Regions from separate parts of the Homo sapiens genome. Here region 1 is linked to region 2. A link is an interaction called in ENCODE POLR2A ChIA-PET data of the cell type or tissue named here. Cell type or tissue: OCI-LY7. All regions are shown on one strand. Each heading gives the region's core, and the rest is flanking DNA. Links, peaks and the distances in the headings are about the cores only.

Evidence for each region. ChIA-PET counts read pairs that join two places held together with the same protein. Peaks named below come from ENCODE experiments on the same cell type or tissue, not always from the same donor. Only the 100,000 strongest peaks of a DNase experiment are listed, where the experiment ranks them.
Region 1: POLR2A ChIA-PET joins it to region 2 with 10 read pairs; 5 of 35 experiments call an interaction of 5 or more read pairs at or near these places.

The regions. Positions count from the first base shown.
Region 1 is chr19:21,320,900-21,326,582 of GRCh38, reverse strand. All of the region lies in intron 1 of ZNF708 (zinc finger protein 708), which reads left to right. Among named protein-coding and RNA genes, the nearest start is that of ZNF708, 5.7 kb to the left of the region's middle. In OCI-LY7, for the core only: no CTCF peak of the experiment used is centred there; no DNase peak of the experiment used is centred there.
Region 2 is chr19:21,849,724-21,855,406 of GRCh38, reverse strand. It overlaps a transcript of ZNF43 not described here. Among named protein-coding and RNA genes, the nearest start is that of ZNF43, 16 kb to the right of the region's middle. In OCI-LY7, for the core only: no CTCF peak of the experiment used is centred there; a DNase peak (open chromatin) is centred at 3,266; H3K4me3 peaks cover 2,239 bases; H3K27ac peaks cover 593 bases.

The sequences.
Region 1 (5,683 bases), core at 515-5,514, 530 kb after region 2:
TATCCCTCGTCCCCCTTCCACTCTTCCCCTCAAATCCCCAAAGTCCATTGTATCATTCTTATGCCTTTGCATCCTTATAGCTTAGCTCCCACATAACAGAACATACCATGTTTGGTTTTCAACTCCTGAGATACTTTGCTTAGAATAATAGTCTCTAGTCTCATCCAGGTTACTGCAAATGCTGTTAATTCATTTTTTATGGCTGTGTAGTATTCCATTGTATATATATACCACAGTTTCTTTATCCATTCATTGATTGATGAGGATTTGGGTTGGTTCCATGATTTTGCTATTGTGAAATGTGCCACTATGAACATGCGTGTGCAAGTATATTTTTCGAATAATGACTTCTTTTCCTCTGGGTAGATACCCAATTGTGGGATTGCTGGATCAAATGGTAATCCTACTTTTAGTTCTTTAAGGAATCTCCACAGTGTTTTCCATAGTGGCTTTTCTAGTTTACATTCCCACCAGCAATGTAGAAGTGTTCCCTGTTCACCACGTCCATGCCAACATCTACTGTTTCTTGATTTTTTGATCATGGCCATTCTTGCAGGAGTAAGGTGGTATCGCATTGTGGTTTTGATTTGCATTTCCCTGATCATTAGTGATGTTGAGGATTTTTTCATATGTTTGTTGGCCATTTGTATACCTTCTTTTGAGAATTGTTTATTCATATCCTTAGTCCACTTTTTGATGGGATTGTTTGTTTTGTACTGATTTGTTTGGGTTTGTTGTAGACTCTAGATATTAGTCCTTTGTCAGACGTATAGATTGTGAAGATTTTTTCTCACTCTATGTGTTGTCTGTTTACTCTGCTGACTGTTCTTTTTGCCGTGTAAAAACTATTTAATTTAATTAGGTCCCTGATATTTATCTTTGTTTTTATTGCATTTGCTTTTGAGTTCTTGGTCATGAAATCCTTGCCTAATCTAATGTCTAGAAGGGTTTTTCCAATGTTATGTTTTATAATTTTTATAGTTTCCGATCTTAGGTTTAAGTCCTTAATCCATCTTGAGTTGATTTTTGTATAAGATGAGAGATGAGGATCCAGTTTCATTCTCCTACATATGGCTAGCCAATTATCCCAGTACCATTTGTAGAAAAGGGTGTCCTTTCCCCACTTTATGTTTTTGTTTGCTTTGCTGAAGATCAGTTGGCTGTAAGTATTTGGGTTTATTTCTGGGTTCTCTATTCTGTTCCATTGGTCTATGTGCCTATTTTTAAACCAGTAACATGCTGTTTTGGTGACTATGGCCTTATAGTGTAGTTTGAAATCAGGTAATGTTATGCCTCCAGATTTGTTCTTTTTGCTTAGCCTTGTTTTGGCTACGCAGGCTCTTTTTTGTTCCACATGAATTTTAGAATTTTTTTTAATTCTGTGAAGAATTATGGTGGTATTTTGATAAGGATTGCACTGAATTTGTAGATTGCTTTTGGCAGTATGGTCATTTTCACAATATTGATTCTACTTATCCATGAGCGTGGGATTTGTTTCCATTTGTTTGTGCCATCTATGATTTCTTTCATCAGTGTCAGGTGTATTTTTTATGGCTTGGTAATTTCCAATAAAATTTCAAGGCTGTTTAAGAATGCTACCAAGAAAAAGAATAGGGGAAATGTCTTTCCCATTTTGGCTGTAGAAAATGAGTACATTTTCACAAGAAAATGTGGTAGATAATTGCTGAGTTACATAGATTCATGAAAGCATCAGCTCCTCTTTTTGCAGGGTAAATTTGTGACAGTGAATATCTCTGTTCAAATCCTGTTATCTTGATTTCCTAGTTTTAAGCTAAATTTTATTTGAAACTTGGTACCTCCTAGACATGTTTCCATATGACTAATTGTTTACTATATGACTTTTAATGGAAATAATAAAATAATGCATTTATTGTTTGAAAGGAATGGACACTTTTGCTTTTCTTATTGAGATATGAAATATAAGCACCCTAAAATTTTCTTCTCTTATGTCAACACTGTGTTTGAGAAACTGCTGGATTTTTTTTTTATTTTTTGAAATGGAATTTCTCTCTTATTGCCCAGGCTGGAGTGCAATGTCATGATCTCGGCTTACTGCAGCTTCCGCCTCCTGGGTTCAAACTATTCTCCTGCCTCAGTCTCTTGAGTAGCTGGGATTACAGGCATGCACCACCACACCTGGTTAATTTTGTATTTTTAGTAGAGACGGGGTTTCTGCATGTTGGTCAGGCTGGTCTCAAACTCCTGACCTCAGGTGATCTGCCCGCCTCGGCCTCCCAAAGTGCTGGGATTACAGGCGTAAGCCACTGCGCCCAGCCAAGAAACGCTGGATTTTTTAAACACTTAAGTTTATTTTTTTTTGAGACGGAGTCTTGCTCTGTAGCCAGGCTGGAGTGCAGTGGCGCGATCTCAGCTCACTGCAAGGTCCACCTCCCGGGTTCACACCATTCTCCTGCCTCAGCCTACCCAGTAGCAGGGACTACAAGTGCCCGCCACCACGCCCGACTAATTTTTTTTTTTGTATTTTTAGTAGAGACAACGTTTCACCATGTTAGCCAGGATGGTCTTGATCTCCTGACCTTGTGATCCACCCGCCTCAGCCTCCCAAAGTGTTGGGATTACAGGCGTGAGCCACTGCGCCCGGCTAAACACTTAAGTTTCAAAGACCAAGTGAATAACTCTTGACATGGAAATTAAAGCTTTAGCCCACTGGCTCAGAGCTAAGGCTAATATTGAGCCTGCAAAAAAATTTTATTAAAGGCCCAGTTAGTTTTTTCTGGGGAGTCTCCTCTGTAGATATCCCAGCCTGCTCACCCCAGCCATAGAAGTCTTTATCCTGGGAGAAGCTACAGAGCCCTGGAAAGCTGGGGACCCACAGGTGGATGCAGTTGATGTTAAAATGAAAGGGGATTGGGAGGGTCTTACTGAAGATGAAGTTGTTCTTGTTTTGAGGCAGTTTATAGACTTTGAAAATAAAACAAGGTTGAATTTACATAAAAATTTTGACTTCCAAAGAAATATTGCAACAGAAGTACCAACTACAAGGTCTTTAAGAATTGCAAAGTTCAGGCAGACAAAGGCTTCCTTTCCTAAGGAGGAACAAACAAGATTAGAAAGGAGGTGGAAGGGGAATGGCAAATGCAGGGTGAAAAAATCAGATTTTAGATCAGAGAATGTTTCACACTGAAGTCAGCCTGTTCTTTGGAGTTACATAAAATGGGTTTGTAAAGTTCAGAAGCCTTGGGGAAAAAGACAAACTTAAGTAAAGTTTCCTTAAGAAGTATTTTATTTTCACCACTGAAGTCAAATTCAACTGATTTTTCAATAAGAAAAAAAATGTGCAGAGTCGGTGTCTGCTATGTGATAGATAAGAAAAGAGAGCACCATCTAAGTCATAATGGGAAGGGTGTTTCTTTCGATAAACTGTTCCTGGAGAACACAAACAATGAAGAATTTTATTAATCACAGTTATTTATCTGGATTGTCTATGTGTGTCATCTTTCCCCACCTTTCTTTGTTCTATACATGTCTGCCATTTGACTTTTCCTGGGTTGTATCTTTTATAATAAACTGGTAAATATAACTACAGTATTTGCTGAGTTCTATGAGTAGCTTTATCAAATTATTGAACTTGAAAAAGGTTATGGGAGTCCTCAATTTTTAAACAGTAGCTCAGAAATGTAAATGGGCCCATGGAGTTTGTGCCTGGCATCTGCCGTAAGGACAGTGTGGGACTGAGTCAGGGCCTGTGCTGACACTGGGTGGTGTCAGAAATAAAATGTTAGACAATGAGTTAGTGTTAGAGAATTGCTTGGTTTTCAGTAAACTGCAGATTTGGTGCCAGAAAAAAGATACGGGGGCCTGACCTGGAATAAAACTCTGGATGTCTGGGAATGGGACGCTCTGCTCTCCTGTACACAGGCTGTCACACTGCCCATTGTCCTGTGATTTCAGTTCTCCCAGGGTGAGAGAGGACTGAAAAATTAGAGAATAGGAGCTCTGGCCGGGTGCCGTGGCTCACGCCTGTAATCCTAGCACTTTGGGAGGCCGAGGCGGGTGGATTGCCTGAGCTCAGGAGTTCAAGACCAGCCTGGGCAACGTGGCAAAACCCCGTCCCTACTACAGATAGAAAAAATAAGCTGGGCATGGTGGTGCGTTCTTGTAATCTCAGCTATTCAGGAGGCTGAGGAAGGAGAATCACTTGAACCCGGGAGGCAGAGGTTGCAATGAGCCAAGATTGCGCCACTGCACTCCAGCCTGGGTGACAGAACTAGACTCTGTCTCAAAAGAAAAAAAAAAGGAAAGAAAGAAAAAAAAAGAATATGAGCTCTGATGACAGACCCCCTTTTCCCACAGCTGCCACCACAGGATTCCCAGCCACTCACAAACATACCCATTAGACATTGACGTGTCCACACTTATTCCCAGGACTAGGCACCACCCTCAGGAATTTTACCACAGCATTTTTGATCCTGGTGTTTCTTGCTACAAACTCACAAACATGTCTACAAGTCTCCTGGCATATCCGCACCCCCAGACACTGAATCTGCACCAGCAACCTGTTTTCTCCACCAACCTAGGGTTCTGGACCACCTGTTCATAATCTCACCTGCCTGTATGAACAGAGAAATAAATTAGAGTACAGCCCCACCCAGGCACAAACCAGTCCTTCCATCTATATTGCACTCTCCCTTATCCATGGAGTTTTTTCCTTTTAACTTCTATTTTTGATTCATTGGTACATGTGCAGGTTTGTAATATAGGTAAAATCGTGTCATGAATGTTTGGTGTGTAAATTATTTTTTCACTGAAGTACTAAGCATAGCACCAAATAGGTATTTTTTTCTAATTTTCTCTCTCTTTTCCTTTTCCCTTTCTTTCTTCCTTCCTTCCTTCCTTTCTTTCTTTCTTTGTTTCCTTCTTTTTTCTTTTCTCTCTCTCTCTCACCTCCCTCCCTCCTTCCCCCTCCCCTCCCCTCCCCATCCTCTCCCTTCCCTTCCCTTCCCTTCTCTTCCCTTTTTTTCTTTCAAGCCTTGCTCTGTCACCCTGGCTGGAATGCAGTGGCATGATCTTGGCTCACTGCAACTTCCGCCTCCCAGGTTCAAGCGATTCTCCTGCCTCCTGAGTGGCTGGGATTAGAGCTGTGTATCACCATGCCAGGCTAATTTCTGTATTTTTAGTTGAGATGGGGTTTCACCATGTTGGCCAGACTGGTCTCGAACTCCTGACCTCAAGTGATTCATCTGCCTTGGTCTCCCAATGTGGTGGCATACAGGCGTGAGCCACAATGCCCACACCCTCTTTGTTTTTCCACCTTCCACCCTCAAGTAGGCCTCAGTTACTGTTGTTCCCCACTTTGTGTCCATGTGTTCTTATTATTTAACTCTTACTTATAAATGAGAACATGCATTTGGTTTTCTGTTTCTGCATTACTTTTCTTTTCTTTTCTTTTCTTTTCTTTTTTTTAAGATGAGTCTCACTGTCTCCCAGGCTGGAGTGCAGTGGCACGATCTCTGCTCACTGCAAGCTCCGCCTCCCGGATTCACACCATTCTCCTGCCTCAGCCTCCACAGTAGCTGGTACTACAGGCGCCCGCCACCACGCCCAGCTAATTTTTTGTATTTTTAGTAGAGACGGGGTTTCACCACATTAGCTGGGATGGTCTCGATCTCCTGACCTCGTGATCCACCCGCCTCGGCCTCCC
Region 2 (5,683 bases), core at 309-5,308:
CATTTGCCATTCTCCTCCTACCTTATCTTTAAATCTTGTTTGCTCCTCCCTATGAAAGAAAGCCCTGGTCTGCCTATCCTTTGCAATCCTTAATGCTCTTATAATTAGTACTTCTTCCTGTTTCAATACTTCTTTGGATTTTAAATTATTCTACATAAATCTGTTTTATTTTACAACTTTTAGAAACGGCCTCAAAACAAGAACAATATTATCTTCAGGAAGAATCTTTCAGGGGGCCAGGTGCGGTGGCTCACACCTGTAATCCCGGCACTTTGGGAGGCTGAGGCGGGTGGATCACAAGGTCAAGAGATCGAGACCATCCTGGCTAACACTGTGAAACTCCGTCTCTACTAAAAATACAAAGAATTAGCTGGGCGTGGTGGCACGCGCCTGTAGTCCCAGCTACTCAGGAGGCTGAGGCAGGAGAATCACTTGAACCCGGGAGGTGGAGGTTGCAGTGAGCCGAGAGTGTGCCACTGCACTCCAGCCTGGGTGACAGAGCGAGACTCTGTCTCAAAAAAAAAAAAAAAAAAAGAATCTTTCAGGCCGGGCGCGGTGGCTCATGCCTGTAATCTCAGCACTTTGGGAGGCCGAGGCACGTGGATCGTGAGGTCAGAAGTTTGAGACCAGCCTGACCCACATGGAGAAACTCCGTCTCTACTAAAAATAGAAAATTAGCTGGGCGTGGTGGTGCATGCCTGTAATCCCAGCTATTCAGGAGGCAGGAAAATCACTTGAACCCAGGAGGCAGAGGTTGCAGTGAGCCGAGATGGCGCCATTGCACTCCAGCCTAGGCAACAAGAGCAAAACTCTGTCTCACAAAAAAAAAAAAAAAAAAAAAAGAGTATGTCAGTCCCCTTCCATCTTAACCTTAAATGCATCTGCCTGTGGGTCCCCAGCTTTCCAGGGCTCTGTAGCTTCTCTCAGTATATAGTCTTCTTTCAGGACTTGGACATCTGCCCAGGAAGCTCCCAAGGAAGAACAAACTGGGCCTTTAATAACCTCCTATTGCAGGATCAATATTAGCTTTAGCTTGGAGTCACTGGGTGCAAGCTTTAATTTCCATGTCAGAGTTATTCACTTGGTTTTTGGAAGTTTAAGTGTTTGAAAAATCCAGCGAAATTACCCAAACAGTGTTTATATAAAAAAAGGAGACCAGGTGCGGTGGCTCATGCCTGTAATCCCAGCACTTTGGGAGGCCAAGGAGGGTGGATCACCTGAGGTCAGGAGTTCGAGACCAGCCTGAACAACATGGCGAAACCCCATCTCTACTAAAAATACAAAAATTAGCCAGGCATGGTGGCAGGCACCTGTAATCTCAGCTACTCAGGAGAATTGCCTGAACCCGGGAGGCAAAGGTTGCAGTGAGCCGAGATTGTGCCACTGCACTCCAGCCTGGGCGACAGAGCGAGACTCTGCCACAAAAAAAAAGAGGAAATTTTAAGGTGCTTACATTTCATACCTCAGTAAGAAAAGCAAAAGTATCTATTCCTTTCAGACAATAAGTGTGTTATTATATTATTTCCATTAAAAATCATGTAGTAATTAGTCATATGGGAACACTTTTAGTAGGTTCCAAGTTTCATCTTACAAAATTTGACATTAAACCCAGAAATCAAGATAACAGGATGTAGAACAGGTATAGTCAATGTCACAAATTTACCCTGCACAAAGAGGAACTGATGTTTTTGCGAATCTTGTAACTTGCCCATTATCTACCACTTTTTTTTTAATGTATGCATTTTTTACAGCCAAAACGGAAAATATATTTTACCTATTCTTTTCTTTGGTAGCATTTTAAAAGATAAGCCTTGGAATTCTGTTTGAAATTCACTCAGCCATAAAAAACACACCTTACAGGAAAAAAAAAAAAAGGGTAAATGAGAATTTTAAACAAATGGAATGCGTGATTAGATTTATTTTCTGAAACCCACCTCTTTTATGACCTCTCAGGAGACACTGCACTATGTCCCAGGGAGTTTCCAAGTGCATTTTACTTTGCAAGTTCTTGCACCATCTCACCGGGGTCAGGTTTTTGTGTCTTGCTTTGTTTTTTAGGGATACCATTTTTCCCACGAATCTCAGAGAATCCAGAGGCAGAAATCGTTTCTGTTTTCACCTCAATACCAGCATCTGATTGGCTGACCAGCAATGTGTGTCCAAGAAATGGAAACTGGCTTGGATGAAGACAATCTTTTTTTTTTTTTTGAGACGGAGTCTCGCTCTGTCGCTAGGCTAGAGTGCTGTGGCGCGATCTCGGCTCACTGCAACCTCCAACTCCCTGATTCAAGGGATTCTCCTGGCTCTGCCTCCCGAGTAGCTGGGATTACAGGCATGCTCCACCACGCCCGGCTAATTTTTTTGTACTTTTAGTAGAGACGGGGTTTCACCATGTTGGCTAGGATGGTCTCCATCTCCTGACCTCGTGATCCGCCCGCCTCGGCCTCCCAAAGTGCTGGGATTACAGGCGTGAGCCACCACGCCGGCAACAAAAGTGAACTTCTAAGGTTGTGTCATCTGTTTCACCTCTCAGCCCTCCAAGCTATCACTGTTAAATATAATGGGTATTGAGAAAACTGTTAGATATTATTAAGGAATTTCTATATATCCTCCAGTTGAGTTAGGTGTTCTGATGTAGCTCAAGTATTTTCTTATCCCTACCTCCAGGGTCTAAACTAGCAAATTACATCAGGACACCTACAGAGGACAATTGGCGATTTTCCAATAGAAAGTGAAATAACCCCGTTAATGAGAGTAATGCAGTTATTTTAAAAAAAGAGAAGTCAGATTGAGATGTAGCACAGTCAGGGCACAATTACCCTGATAATAGCCACTTCACAGAGATTGGTTTAGATGTTTTTCTAAAATGAGCAAATTTAGGCAACATAATTCATGTTTATCTATCCCTAGCCCCAGCTGCTTCCCCGTTCCTAATGGTCATCCCAAGATGTGTACAGCAGTGTGGTACAGCACGGTGAGAGAGACCCTCAGGGATGGGACGAGGGTCTTTGCTGCATTGTCAACATAATTAAAAAGTTGTTAAAAGGGTATCCAAATGTTCTGTTTCTTCCCCTTCAGTAGCTACTAAGATGCACTATACAAGCTGACCCAGGGAAGGAAAAAAGCAAGTGCATTTCAAGGCTCAGCTCACTTGATTAGCTGTAATTCCCTGGGCATGTGCCCCGCCTACTTGAGCCTGTTTCCCTGTCCATAAAATGCGCAAACGCTAGGGAGGGTGGGTCCTGGAGCTTTATCCAATCAGTGGCGCTGGCGTGGGAACCACCCAATCAGACGCGCAGTTGGAGAGGGGGCCGTGGCTTCCGGCTTTTGGCGGGGCCTTTGTCTCCAGCTCCCGCTAGACCTTGGGACCCGCCTCTGCTTTTCCGCGTTCTCCAACTCGGGAATCCCCGGTGACTTTGTCGCAGCCTCCGTTACCCTGTGATCTGCAAGTCCTGGGAGACGCACAGCTAAGATGCCCGGACATCCTGGAAGCTGGGAAATGGTGAGTGTGCGGGGTTAGGCATCCCGAGAGGGGAGAGCAGGCTGTGAAAGTGGCGGGACCGGCCTCCTCACAGTCCGCTCCTGAGTCCTGGTCGCTGGCGCAGCTCCGCCCCAGGCCCCTCTGGCCGCAAGATGGCGGCTGGGCCCGCAGCCGAGCCTCCCGCGTCCCGCCCCATTCCTGCGCGGTACCCTGTCTGGAGCTCTCTGGTCAGCTCTGCACCAGCAGCCCCGAGTATTTCCCAGATTGTTCAGGGATGCCCGGCGGATGATCGGGGCAGAATCCCGACTCGGTGTGTGCGCAGGAGGAGCTGCGGCCCTGGGGTCTTCAGTTTCTGTTGTTAATTTTTTTTTTTTTTTTTTTTTTTTGAGAGGGAATCTTGCTATGTCGCCCAGGCTGAAATGTAGTGGCGCGATCTCGGCTCACTGCAACCTCGCCTCCAGGTTCAAGCGATTCTCCTGCCTCAGCCTTCCGATTAGCTGGGATTACAGGTGCGCACCACCAGGCCCGGCTAATTTTTATTTATTTATTTTTTTATTTTTACTAGAGATGGGGTTTCACCATGTTGGCCAGGCTGATCTCGAACTCCAGACCTCAGGTCATACGCCCGCCTCAGCCTCCCAAAAGTCCTGGGATTACAGGCGTGAGCCACCGCGCCCGGCCTCTTAGGAACATTTCTGAATCTCACACTCGGAGGCTGTCAAAAGTTGGATAATTGACTTTCATATGCGGGCCTGGTCCACAGGTGGGTTGGTTACTCTCAGACCAAGATTCAGTACACATGTGAGGCTGTGACTGCACTGAAAAGCACAGTCCGCAGACAAAATTGTGGCTCTCTTGCAATACCGTCAACCATTGAGATTGTGACTCACGTACTTAGACAGACCCAACATACAGGAGGTGTTGACCCTCATACCTGGAACCTGGACATGTGTGGAATTTCTAATCTCATTCCTGGACTTTCCTGCAGGTAAGATTGCATGCATCTACTAAGCACCTTAGTGATTTGACTCCTGCCTTGGCCCAGCCCACAGATGGAGATTGTGACATATCGCTTGACTTTGCACCTTGAAGATGTGACTTTTTTCCAGCTTTGGTGCTGCCCACAGATGGCATTGTGACACATAGCTGGGCCTTTCACTGAGGTGATGGGAGTCTTTTTTCTTGCCTTGGCACTGTCCACAAGGTGCATTGTTACATATTGCTAAGCCCTGCTCTCAGGTTATGTGACTCTCCTTTTTTCCTTAGTCCCTGAATATTTTGGACGTTAGGACATGTTACTAGGTCTAACACCTATACAATAAGAGGCTCCTGCCCAGGCCCTTTCTTTTTCTTTTTTTGTTTGTTTGAGACAGAGAATCGCCTTGTCTCCCAGGCTGGAGTGCAGTGGTGCGATCTCGGCTCACTGCAACTTCCGCTTCCCAGGTTCAAATGATTCTCCTGCCTCAGTCTCCTGAAGTGCTGGGATTACAGGTGCCTGCCACCATGCCCGGCTAATTTTTGTATTTTTAGTGGAGATGGGGTTTCACCATGTTGGCCAGGCTGGTCTGAACTCCTGACCTCGTGATCCACCTGCTTCGGCCTCCCGAAGTGCTGGGATTACAGGTGTGACCCACCGTGTCTGGCCCTGCCCAGGCCCTTTCTACAGAGGGCCTTGTGACATATCTCTGCATCAATCACCTAGGAGAGTGACTCTCCATTTTTGCCTGCACTCTGCCTACAGGAAAAATTTTGACTTATCACTAGACTCAGGTAATGTGTCTCTCCTGCCTGGGCCTGGACCACAGAGAGCATTGTTATCCATTGCTGGGCTCAGCACCCAGGTGATGTGACTCTGCTGCCTGTGTCCTGCTTTCAGAGGAAGTTTGTTACATATTCCTGGCTAAATATTCAGGTGATGTGATACTCCTGTCTGGTCTCTGCCCTCAGAAAAGACTGTGACATATTCCTGACCCAAAACGCACGTGATGCGACTCCTCTCTCCCTATTCACAGGTGGGATTGTGAAATATAGCTTGGCCCAGTTTGCAGGTGCAATTATGACTCTTCTACCCTCAACCAGCCAGTAAGAGAGATGCTGCCTCTTATAGCTAGGCTTAGGGTTATGAGTATTATCCTGGGTCTCTTTCTTGTACAAATGTCATAGAGAATTACTTTTTTTTTTTTGAGATGGAGTTTCGTTTAT